2 separate regions of the Mus musculus genome follow, and region 2 is linked to region 1. The links are chromatin loops, found by intact Hi-C in ENCODE. Cell type or tissue: left cerebral cortex. All regions are shown on one strand. Each heading gives the region's core, and the rest is flanking DNA. Links, peaks and the distances in the headings are about the cores only.

Evidence for each region. A loop is a pair of places that touch in the nucleus more often than their neighbours do. Peaks named below come from ENCODE experiments on the same cell type or tissue, not always from the same donor. Only the 100,000 strongest peaks of a DNase experiment are listed, where the experiment ranks them.
Region 2: a loop joins it to region 1, with 2.5 times the contacts of the local background. A loop is called at or near these places in 3 of 42 quality-filtered maps.

What each region holds. Positions count from the first base shown.
Region 1 is chr14:11,826,952-11,832,334 of GRCm38, reverse strand. All of the region lies in intron 2 of Ptprg (protein tyrosine phosphatase, receptor type, G), which reads right to left. Among named protein-coding and RNA genes, the nearest start is that of Gm52128, 260 kb to the right of the region's middle. In left cerebral cortex, for the core only: CTCF peaks have their summits at 393 and 3,081 (motif pointing left); a DNase peak (open chromatin) is centred at 451.
Region 2 is chr14:12,122,702-12,128,084 of GRCm38, reverse strand. The region is part of intron 8 of Ptprg (protein tyrosine phosphatase, receptor type, G); the gene reads right to left. Among named protein-coding and RNA genes, the nearest start is that of 3830406C13Rik, 160 kb to the left of the region's middle. In left cerebral cortex, for the core only: no CTCF peak of the experiment used is centred there; no DNase peak of the experiment used is centred there.

The sequences.
Region 1 (5,383 bases), core at 137-5,136:
TCTCTGAGTGGCCCTGGCCTTGGGATCCAGCAACAACAGCATGGCCTATGACATCTTTCTATACCATCAGACCGGGGATCTTTCTATACCATCAGACGGGATCCTAGGCTCATCCTTTTGCCGCCAATCACAAGACTAGTGAAACACGGAGCCAAGTCCTAGAACTAACTCAGCGCATTCGTACCGAGTGCACCTAGCTGCACTAGAAGACTGCTTTGGTATAAGTGCACGCTTCTTTCCACAGTAAATATACTTACTTGGTCCAATCCTTCCCAGAACAAGATGTTTTGAAAAATGATTCCCTTGTGGAGGTTTCAACAGTCCAAGGAGGATATGAGAAAATCCCCATTATCCTAGAAGGCCAACACTGCCGCACTGAGTACTGCCAAGGGATCTCGGCTGTCAGGGGCTTTGCTTCTCAAAGCTTTCCGGGCTAGGCTTCAATAAGGCTGGGTGAGAACACTCAGCTCTGAAACACAGATCCTGGCATCCTTAATGCCCCTAGCCCTTAAAGCTAAAGAGCCTGTCTGAGAAACAAAATGGAAGGGCAGAGGGAGCGAGCAGTCTCCCTCACAAGTGAAGACAAACAGGCAGCATTTCTCAGAAGATGAGATTCTAAAAGGCCTTGGTGGCTACTGGAAGACGCTACCCCATATCAATGGAAGCGGAGCACAAGGTGAACTCTAAAGCCTGACAGCAGAGACACAAATTCTCAATGCCAACAGAACCTTCCTCTGCTGAGAAGCTACACCACATCCGCTAAACAGCATCAACAGGATCCAGCAGAGCCAGGGGACCTGAGCAGATAGCAGGGGAGCCTGGTAAGGTAAAGCAGAGGAAGGATCCGCAAGATGCTCCATTGTCCACTCCGGGGTCAAAGACTTGCAGGCAGGCACGCAGCAGAACAGCCCAGCCTCAGCTCCACGGCCACCTCTCAACCTTGTGTGCAGCTCTATCCCACTGCTGGTTCCAAACAGCAATTTAAAGAGAAAAGCCCCAGTGGCATTTGCTAATTGAGGTTTTTGTGAGACCTAATTTATACCATAAACACATACCTAACACAACCCAGGTATTAATATTATTGCTATTATTGTACCTATTTTTACCAGCATTTCAGTATCACTTCAAGGTTCAACCACAACACTTTCGTGGGCTTTACATAACCCTGTGGTGTACAAAACCAACAGGTAAGAATTATTTTTCATTATTCTAATGAACAATACAGCATCAGCATTATGTGTATCAATGTGTGTATGTGTGTGTGTGTGTGTGTGTGTGTGTGTGTGTGCACACATGCGCACAAGCGTGTTAATTACACATATACAGTTTCAACCAAAGGAAGAAAGCAGTAATACTATACAACAGCACCTATAAACATATTTGTGATGAGACCATAGAACTAATGCTGTAATGCTGGATATTTTATACTAAGATGTTCCTAATATGTGTATCTACCCAAAACTCACGCTGAATATTGACTCAAGGAGAGGGCATTGGAGAGAAGACAATTAAGCCATATGACAGTTTGACTGAACAGTGATGGAAACTTGGGGGAAAGGGTTGGCAGAAAAGCGGGAGGGACAGAGGGAGGGAGGGAGGGAGGGAGGGAGGTCTTTCTCACAAAGACCTGTCCATAGATGGAGCACAAGACAGACTCTCATTCTATGCTGCTTATAGAGTGCCACACCCCAGCAGCATGTACAAAGATACCCTTTGGTCAAAAGAAGCTCACTCCTGCATTTGACAGAAAGACTTCAGAGAAAACAGGGAGTCCTCTGGAGCAGTGGTTCTCAAACTTCTTAATGCTGCGACCCTTTAATACAGTTCTTCATGACGTGGCGAGCCCAGCCATGAATTTATGCTTCCTGCTACTTCACAACTGTAATTTTGCTACTGTTGTGAATCATAATGTAAATACCTGATACACAATCCCTTAAAAGGGTGGTGAACTTCTAAAGGAGTTTCAACCCACAGGTTGAAAGTCACCATTCTAGAGAGACCTGGGTGCTGGGCAGCATCCTTGCAAGGAGGGAAGGATAACATATTCTCCACTAATAAGAGGTGGGCAGTAAGAAGGACACAGGGACCTCAGGGGAATCTCACCACTTATGCAAAGCAAATGTGAAGAGTAAGCTTGTCTGACCAAAGATGTTTGTGGGGGTGACCAACCTAAGAGCCGAAAGATCCCATGACTCTGCTAGTATCTTTCAAAGAATTCTGTAGAAGGCTTCAAATCAGACCTGTTATAAATGTGTGTTGAATTAAATATGAGGCTATTTCAGGTACAAAGGCTGATGCTCAAAGGATTTCAAAATATTAGAACCCTTGAGCACAAGGAGAAACCATATTTGACCTCAGCACTGGAAAGCTTTCTTTATCTTCTCCCCCAAACCGTGTGTGTGTGTGTGTGTGTGTGTGTGTGTGTGTGTGTCCACACATGCATTTGGTCTCATACGCACAGTCTTTTCCAAACAATTTTCTGCAACAAATTGGCCTCAAGGCAATTCCATAAGCCGAAGGTGTTCACTTTGCCCAAATAAAACCTTTGAAAGCAAACACATAGAATGAAGTGAACAGAAAATGGAGAGAATAAAAGGGCAGATGACCAGGGGAGTCAGGAGGCCAGGGTGCTTCCAGGATGCAATGATTTGAGACTTATCTTGAAAGTTTAAAAGGAACTGTGTGTAGGAAGGGGCAGTGAAGTGGCCTTATGCACTATGATCTCTGTGGTTTTCCTAAAGAAACAGCTCTAAATAGATCTGCTGCATGTGAATGAAGGCACAGAGCATGGGGAGGCTTCCTCAGGGGGTGACCTGCTGCATGTGAATGAAGGCTAGAATGTGGCGAGGCTTCCTCAGGGAGTGTGCTTGTCTAGCAGGCAGGAGGCCCAGGGTTTGAGCCCCAGAACTGCATAAGATCAGCTGTGCAGCAGCACATGCCTGTAATCCTATCACTCAGCAGGTAGAGGCAGGAGGATCAGAGGAGCTGGAGAGATGGCTAAGTGGTGAGGAACACCAGCTGCCCTTTCACAGTCTGGTTGCCAGCACCCACATGGTGGCCCACAATCATCTGTAACTCTAGTCCCAAGAGATCTGACACCCTCTTCTGGAATCTAAGGGCACTGCACACACATACTGTATAGACATACACACAAGCAAAAACACATATACATATATATAATTTTGAAAAAATAGTAAATTATTTTTCAAAAAGAGGGTTAAGAATTCAGCAACTGAGCAAGTTTGAAGCCAGCTTATTTACCTGTCTCAGTAAATAAGCGAGTGGGTGAGGAAGATAAGAATGAAATGTTTAATGTTGTAAAAGCATGGCTCAACACTCAGTCAAAAACATGCCCCTCCCTTGACCTGCATAATGTTCACCCGATAAGGGGAACTCCTGGGATGTGGCTAACCTTAAAATGGGTCATCATTTGTGTTGCACCTACCACTCCAGATGCCCAGGAAAGGCTCTGAGTGTGTAGCCTCCCTGGGAGAGAGTAGCCAATGCACACAGACTTCCAGAGTTCACATCCCGGCTCAGCAGGAACCTGGCAAAGCGACCAGGAAGGTCTGAGTTGTTCTAGAAGTACTTGGTTAGTCCCTTATCTGACCTTGGAATTCCTTTAAAAAGTCATCAGGACCTGCTCTAAGACTAGTTTCTGCCAGTTATCAAACTCTGTGAGTGTGTGTTTATGGGGCCTTCATTTCACTCCATTGAACTCCCAATTCCTCCATTTTTAATATCATGATGAGTCATGAAAGAATGGTAGTAATATTAAGATTTAGAAAGCTTAGGGTATAATTCATATAAAAAAACCCCAAAAGACAAATTAATGAGCAGTTATTTTAAACAAAGAAGGGAAACATGCCCCCTGAAAAGGCTATCAGCTGCAGCTACTCACAGTTACCCAGCAGGCAAAGACTTCCCTTGGCTTTCTGCTTCCATCAATTACCCATTTAACCATTCTTACTTCAGACAACCAAGTTGCTCAACACGGCCTGCTGGTGTGCCCCATGGCCATGAAGGAAGGCTGTGAGCTCTGGAGAGCAGGGGGTAAGTGGCCATGCCTGGCAACCTAAGGGGCTGCCATCAAAACCCGCTGCTAATGGAGCATGGTAACATGAAACCCTGCTCATCTCCAGAGGGAACCTTTCAGGCCAGGCGGGTATCTGGTCCAGATCTCTTTCCAAACATAAGCAGCATGCTGAGAGAGGAGGCCTGGCTGGAAGAACGATGTTTCCCCAGGCAAGCACTGGGAAGCCCTGAAACTCTAGTGGGATCCTCCTGTGAACTTGGGCCCTAGTTTTCAAGGTCCCACTTTCACTGCAAACATTCCTCTGTGGGAAGAAAAGCCCAGCCGATTCCCAAGTCACAACAAGGCAGCTGCCCCAGAAGCAGCCAGGACTACTTCTCACTCCTGACTCCACCCCCACCAGGTGTTGTAGAATGAAGACATGACCTGCAGCCCAGCTTTATATTAGTCTGTATGGAAGGGACAGAGGTCTTGTAGCATCCAGCACCATCTACCTTATGCTCTTGGCAGAAAAAAAAAACTATCATGGTCACTTGCAAGTGGAATATTATGTTACTAGGGACAAAATAAAAAGCATTTCACCTGCCTCGTGGAAGAGACAAAGGCACACAGCTGTTAGACAGGTAGTAGTCAACAATCTAGTGATACTTAGATATAAGGATATGATCTTTAATCATATGGAAAAGCTTGCTCCAAAACTCAGGTGTGGGAGGTTTGGTCTCCAGCCTGAGACAGAGCCAAAGGTGCACTTACTGCCTCACTGGAGTCACCGACTGAAGAAAACACAGACGAATGGGCTGTTAGGAAGTACAGCCTCTTTGGAGAGAGAGGGTATCTATGCTGTGTCCTTTGGAGTCGATCCCTGGCCCCTCCTCTTAGGTGCTTTCTGTTTCCTGGGTACCATGAGGTAAGCAGCTTTTGCCCCAGGATGTTTCTGATTTACCACAGTCCCGGAAGGAGGTAGCAGATTATGGGACAGAAACCTCTGGAAACAGGAACATAAATAAACCACTCCTCCTTTAAGTTTCTCGTGTCAAGTACTGTCACAGTGACGAAAAGTGAACAACACCCCTGTTATGGTCATTGGATTTAAGTCAGCCTAGAGGGTTGACAGATGAATGTTGACCACCAGGGATAAAGGACACACATTGCACAGAGGGACCACTCTGCTTCAGCTCAGACATTCTCACTGGTGCCTGACCACTCCTCTCACTGCCCCAGCACTGACTGCACTCTCACTGTGCCTGACCACTCCTCTCACTGCCCCAGCACTGACTGCACTCTCACTGACTGCATTCTCACTGGTGCCTGACCACTCCTCTCACTGCCCCAGCACTGACTGCACTCTCA
Region 2 (5,383 bases), core at 60-5,059, 300 kb before region 1:
AGGGATAATGAGGGACTACATGCACCAAACTGAGGCTCTCGTTACACCTCTGATGTGAAAGATGGCCAGTTGAAATAGTGTAAGTCGCTGACAACCAGGTTCCTAATCTCTAAGTAGAATGTAAAAACCAAACAATCCATAGTTACTACTGCTACCATTGGTGGAGAGGCAACCGGGGATGGAAATACCTGTGTCTTGTGCATTTTCTACACATGCTCTACCACTTAACTATATCCCTAGTCTTGAGATATTCATTATTTACCTTTAAAAAAAACATATACTTTCTCTATCTTACTGTGATATATTCCCTAAAGCAGGGACCAAAACTAAGTTCCCAGGACAAACCTGTCCTAGACTTTTTGTGTTAAATAAAGAGTCACTGGGAGATATTTTCTATGTCCGCTCATTTACATATTGACTATGGCTCCTCTCATGGCTGCCTGGTGGATGTGAAGAGTTGTAATTAGGATCTTTTGGCCTACAGAGTCAAGAGTATTCACTATCAGACACTCAGCCAAAAACGGTTAATGACGACTCCTGACTCATATAATTAACTTACTTTTCTTTCTTCTGTAACAGTGCTACAGCAGATGCATGAAGCATTGCCTCCTTCATGAGAACTCAGAGCTTCTGATGGCGAGCTGCAAGAGAGTGCTAATCAGACAGGCTCTGTCTGTCCTTCCTGAATCTTCCAGGCACCTTCCTCTACTCTGGTAGGATCCAGAGTATGCAGATGAATGGTGAAAGGGACTGCCTCTCCCTTGCATCACGTCATTCCTAAGTATCCCTAAGACCAACCATGTCAGTTCCTTGGGCTGCGTGATGACTATGAGCAACCTCCGGTGGCTTCTACCTATGATGCTCTTGCATATACCAGTCAGCTCAGGTAGAAACAGAGGAGCATTTGCCACCTAGAAAGCCATGGCATGTACATATACAAATAAAAGAAAGCCTCCTTCGTCATTAAGGAACTGAAAACAAAGTCCAAAGGGAAAATACATTCACTAAATTAGTGTGGCCAAAATATAAAAGGTGCATAATAACAAGTGTTTTCAAGGATGAGAAGACACTGTACCCACTCTATACACGGTTAATGACAAGGCAAATGGGTGCTGCTAATGTGGAAAACGCAAAGCTGGTCCTCTCACCTCCACACCTACAGATCTGGTATGAATGATTGGCTCTGTATCTGAGACTTACGCCCAGATGTGAGAGCAGCTGCATTCCTTATAACCCCACAACAGAAAGCTCTAAATGTCCAGGAAGCAATGGGTGAATATACAAACTGTAGTACACCCACATGGTACTATATTATTTGACCATATAGCAGCATTTATTTCTGACTCATGCTCCCAGACATATTATGAAAAGTGGAAGAACCCAGAGATGCTCTCTGATATGAAATGTCCAGAATATGAAATGCCCAGAATAAGTCTATCTAGACAGACAGAAAGAAAATTTGTGGTTAGCAGGGAGAAAAAACAAGTGGGTGGGAAATTACAGAAAGGGGACTAGGTGAAGGTGGTGCAGTTTGTTTTTAGAACAATGGAAGCGCTCTAGAAGCAGACAGCAGAGATGGTTGTACAACTTTCTGATCATGCCAAAGCCAATGATGTGGACACTTAAAGGTAATAAACCGTATGGTATATTAATTAAATCTCAATTAATGTTTAATTGAGATTAATTTTTAATTTTATTAAAAACAAAGTGCCTGGAGAGATAGTTCAGTGGTTAAGAGCATCTGCTGATCTCCGAAGGGATCCAGACTCAATTCCTAGCACCAACATGGTGGCTCATAACCACCTTCAACTCCAGTTCTAGAGGACCTGATGCTCTCCTCTGGGCTCTGGGGTCACCTGCATACACACTGGACATATACAGGCAAGCAGACATGAGCACATACATGCACACACACTTAACAAGCCAAAAAAAAAAATAGAGAGTCAACTCAGCAATAAAAAGGAATCATCAAGAGATGCCTGTAAGCGCAGAGATAAATCCTCATCCAAACACCATAGGAGAGAGGAAAACATTACGGTTGCCTGGGTTGTGGATGGGAAGAGAAGTGTGTATGAGTCCATGGTGAAGGAAATCTTCTACTGCTGGACTGCAGTGAGTCATAGTCCTGCAACTATGAATCTTCCGAAGATAACCAAATTTATAACCATTTGCAGTGGTGGGGTTGACGGGCAGACCAAGCCCAGATCTTTTTTTAAATGTTGGGGGGAAAAATGGAGTGCTGGGGTGAAGCTCAGCAGCAGAGAACCTGCTTAGCATGTGTGGGGCTCTGGATTCCATCTCCAGCATCACTCATAAATAGTGGGCAGAAGAGGAAAAAAGAATACCATCACTCTCGGGAACTGATAACGTCTAAGTGAAACTACGCATTTCTCCAGTGGACAGTGTCTACTTACAGACTGCCATTAAGAAGCACGCCTAAGGAGCTTTTACTCATTGAAATTTAGAAATGGATCACGCAATCTTGTATACAGTACATGTTTTCTGGAATAGTCATACATGAAATATAGTCCTAAGAATGAACAAACCATTCCATGAAACACTCCCAATACCAGTGTGGAGTAAAGACACTAAAGATCGCTAGTCAGCTGACTCCACAAGCACACCAGGACAAAGCCACTTTCTGGCAGGGGTGACCATGGGAATGCAGATCTAAAGGGGGGTGGGAAGCATCCTGGGATAATGGGGATGTTTGTTCCTCCATCTAAATGCTCATTACTCAGCTGTCCTTAGTTTGTGGAGATGTATCACACTGTGCCTGTATTACATAGGTATTTCTCCGGATGTGTATAAACAGTATTTACAGTGATTTCAGGGCTATTATGTCAAAATATGCTGTTTAGACTTCAAATTAAAGGGGTCTGTGAAATGCAAGTGTGTGTGTGTGGGGGGGCTTTCCTCAGTGGTGACAAAGCTCCTCCCAGAAACTCAGAAATTAGGGAAGAGCCACTTGTACCACCTGAGAGGGAGTAGTATTCTCTCTCTTCTCTTCCTCATAAGGATGGTGTACAAGTGCGAAGATCTGGGACTTAAGTTCTCCCTTCTTATAGGCGATGGCCTATAGGGTACACATACTTCATTTTTAGGCCCTTCTGTATTCAATGAGAATGCAGCAGGAGGGAGGGGCGTGGACAAAGGACAGAGTGACTAACACAGGAAGGAAGTCAGCAGGCAGGAAGACTGGAGACCTCTCCCTACTGGACTCACATGGGACACAACAGAATCTGTGCAAAGAAAGCCACATTTCTGAATGGGGAAGACAGATGGGAGATATGTAATGACACAAAGGGGGTCATGACATTGGTGAGTAGCACTTTGGGGTCTCATTGCTGTTCCCTCTTACTAGTCCACTTACATTCCCAAAAGTACCTTTCTTAGTCAGCAGTCTCCATATCCACCATTGTCCCTGTGTCCCGGGTCCCCTGCTTTGATCTCTGATACCAGAACTTGTAAATTTCAACAGAAGCCCTATGGACTCAGACCCCTGCCTATGACAAGTGTTCTGTACAGGCTGAGTTACCAGACACTCAGATGGGAAACAGAAGGACTTCACTCTTCTGTAATGCTGAAAATCTAGACAGGATTGCAGATCTCACTACACCCCTCCCCTCCCTCTCTTGTTTCCTCTCTCACTATGGCTACTCTAAAAATACCAGAAATCCTTTAACGATTTACACATTGTAAGAGTTAACAACGGACATGATATTTGCAGTAGGCTTTGGAGAATGAGGAACTGACTGTCCACATCCTACATTTAAGGTGTTGGCCACAGTCAGTGGAGGGCCTTGTTTACTTTGACATGTAAATGGACCACCACCCTCCAACTTTCTTCAGTGACAGCTGCCATACAGTCTGTCACTCACACGCTCAGCACAGTCTCCAGGGAAAACTTACTGCCCTGTTCTCAGCAGTTCTGAGTTAGCGACTGTGTGCTCCTCTTGATCCAAATTGCCCATCCCTTGCAGGACCTTTGTACAGACTTCTCACCAAGAGTGGGCCTAGGAGCAGTCTCCTTTCCCAAAGTTCTCTGTGGAAAAGCCTTCAAGTTCAGTTATTTTTAGCTAAGTTTAAAAAGTCAGCCCATGTGAGGATTTTGCAATGACAACCCAGCCTGAGGCATCTCATAGGTTTGTGGGCATCTAAATTGTCCTGCTACTAGCAGTAGCTAGAGACTCAAGCCTTTCGTGGGGACCCCTGGCCCGATCAGCATCTTTAATGAACCACAGACAGACATCCTTGCTTCTTCCTGTTCCTACCCTCACAATGGTGTGCTAAAGACTGATGTCAGGGCCTTGTTCCACAATCACAGCCACCTTCTTTCAGGTCCTTGATTGGTTTAGGAACTCAGAAAACAGGCTTATTAAGCGTTAACAAGTACAGGAGTTCGTGGTCTCTAATCTCATGCTTCTGGACCTGCCAAGCTCATGTGCTAATACTGGTCCTAGGGACATTCTTAGACCAAACTCCCATGCTGCTTTCCACACATGAACTCTCCCAGGACACTCAGTTGGGAAACAGCCATGTCCTCACACCAGCACAAATAAATATTTTGTTGCCCCCTTTACCACCTCCAGGACTAGGGCTTTGAGCAGACATATTTCTCGATGTGCTTTGTAAGAAGCAAGTCACAATTATAATAAGGCTGAGAGGAAGAAGGTGGCTCCTGGGAGAGGAACACATGTAGATTTCACATAAGAAAGCAGAGATGTAAGATGTCAGCAAGTGATGTACACATCCTTACCAGTTACTACGACCACCTCTTCAATGGTTTAAGAAGCTAGTGGTTTCTGGGGGCCGTTCAAAGCTGCGTTGCACCCCTTGCTTAGGATGGGAGCAAGCTGGAAGGCTACATGCTCCAAGGACTTCAAAGATGCTGGGGTTTCAGTTCAGGGAAACGCCCAACAGGTAGGATAGGACTGGGGATGTGGCTCAGCTGTAGTGTGCTTCAACGCAATATGCACAAAGCCTTGAGCTCCATCTCCAGCACTGCATAAACTGAAAGCACGATGGCTTATAATCTCAGCCCGTAGGAGGCAGAGACAGGAAGATGGGAGTTCAAGGTCATCTCTGCCTGCTTTGCAAACCTGAGGCCGGCTTTGACTACAAGAGACCCTGCTTCAAAAACACACAACATAAAATACACAAGTAAGACACGAGTTTGATTTAACAAGAGTTTCATTTAGACATTATTAATTCGTTTGGAAGTATAGAATAAAAATAGAGAGAATGACTGATCTATTCCTGCTAGTCAAAAGGGCAATTTTAAGTAAATCTAACCAAAGTTATTCCCACATCATTTCTATTTATTGTCTAGACAAATTTCTTTTAGCAGAGAAACATATGTTCTTAACACCAAGTCCTAATT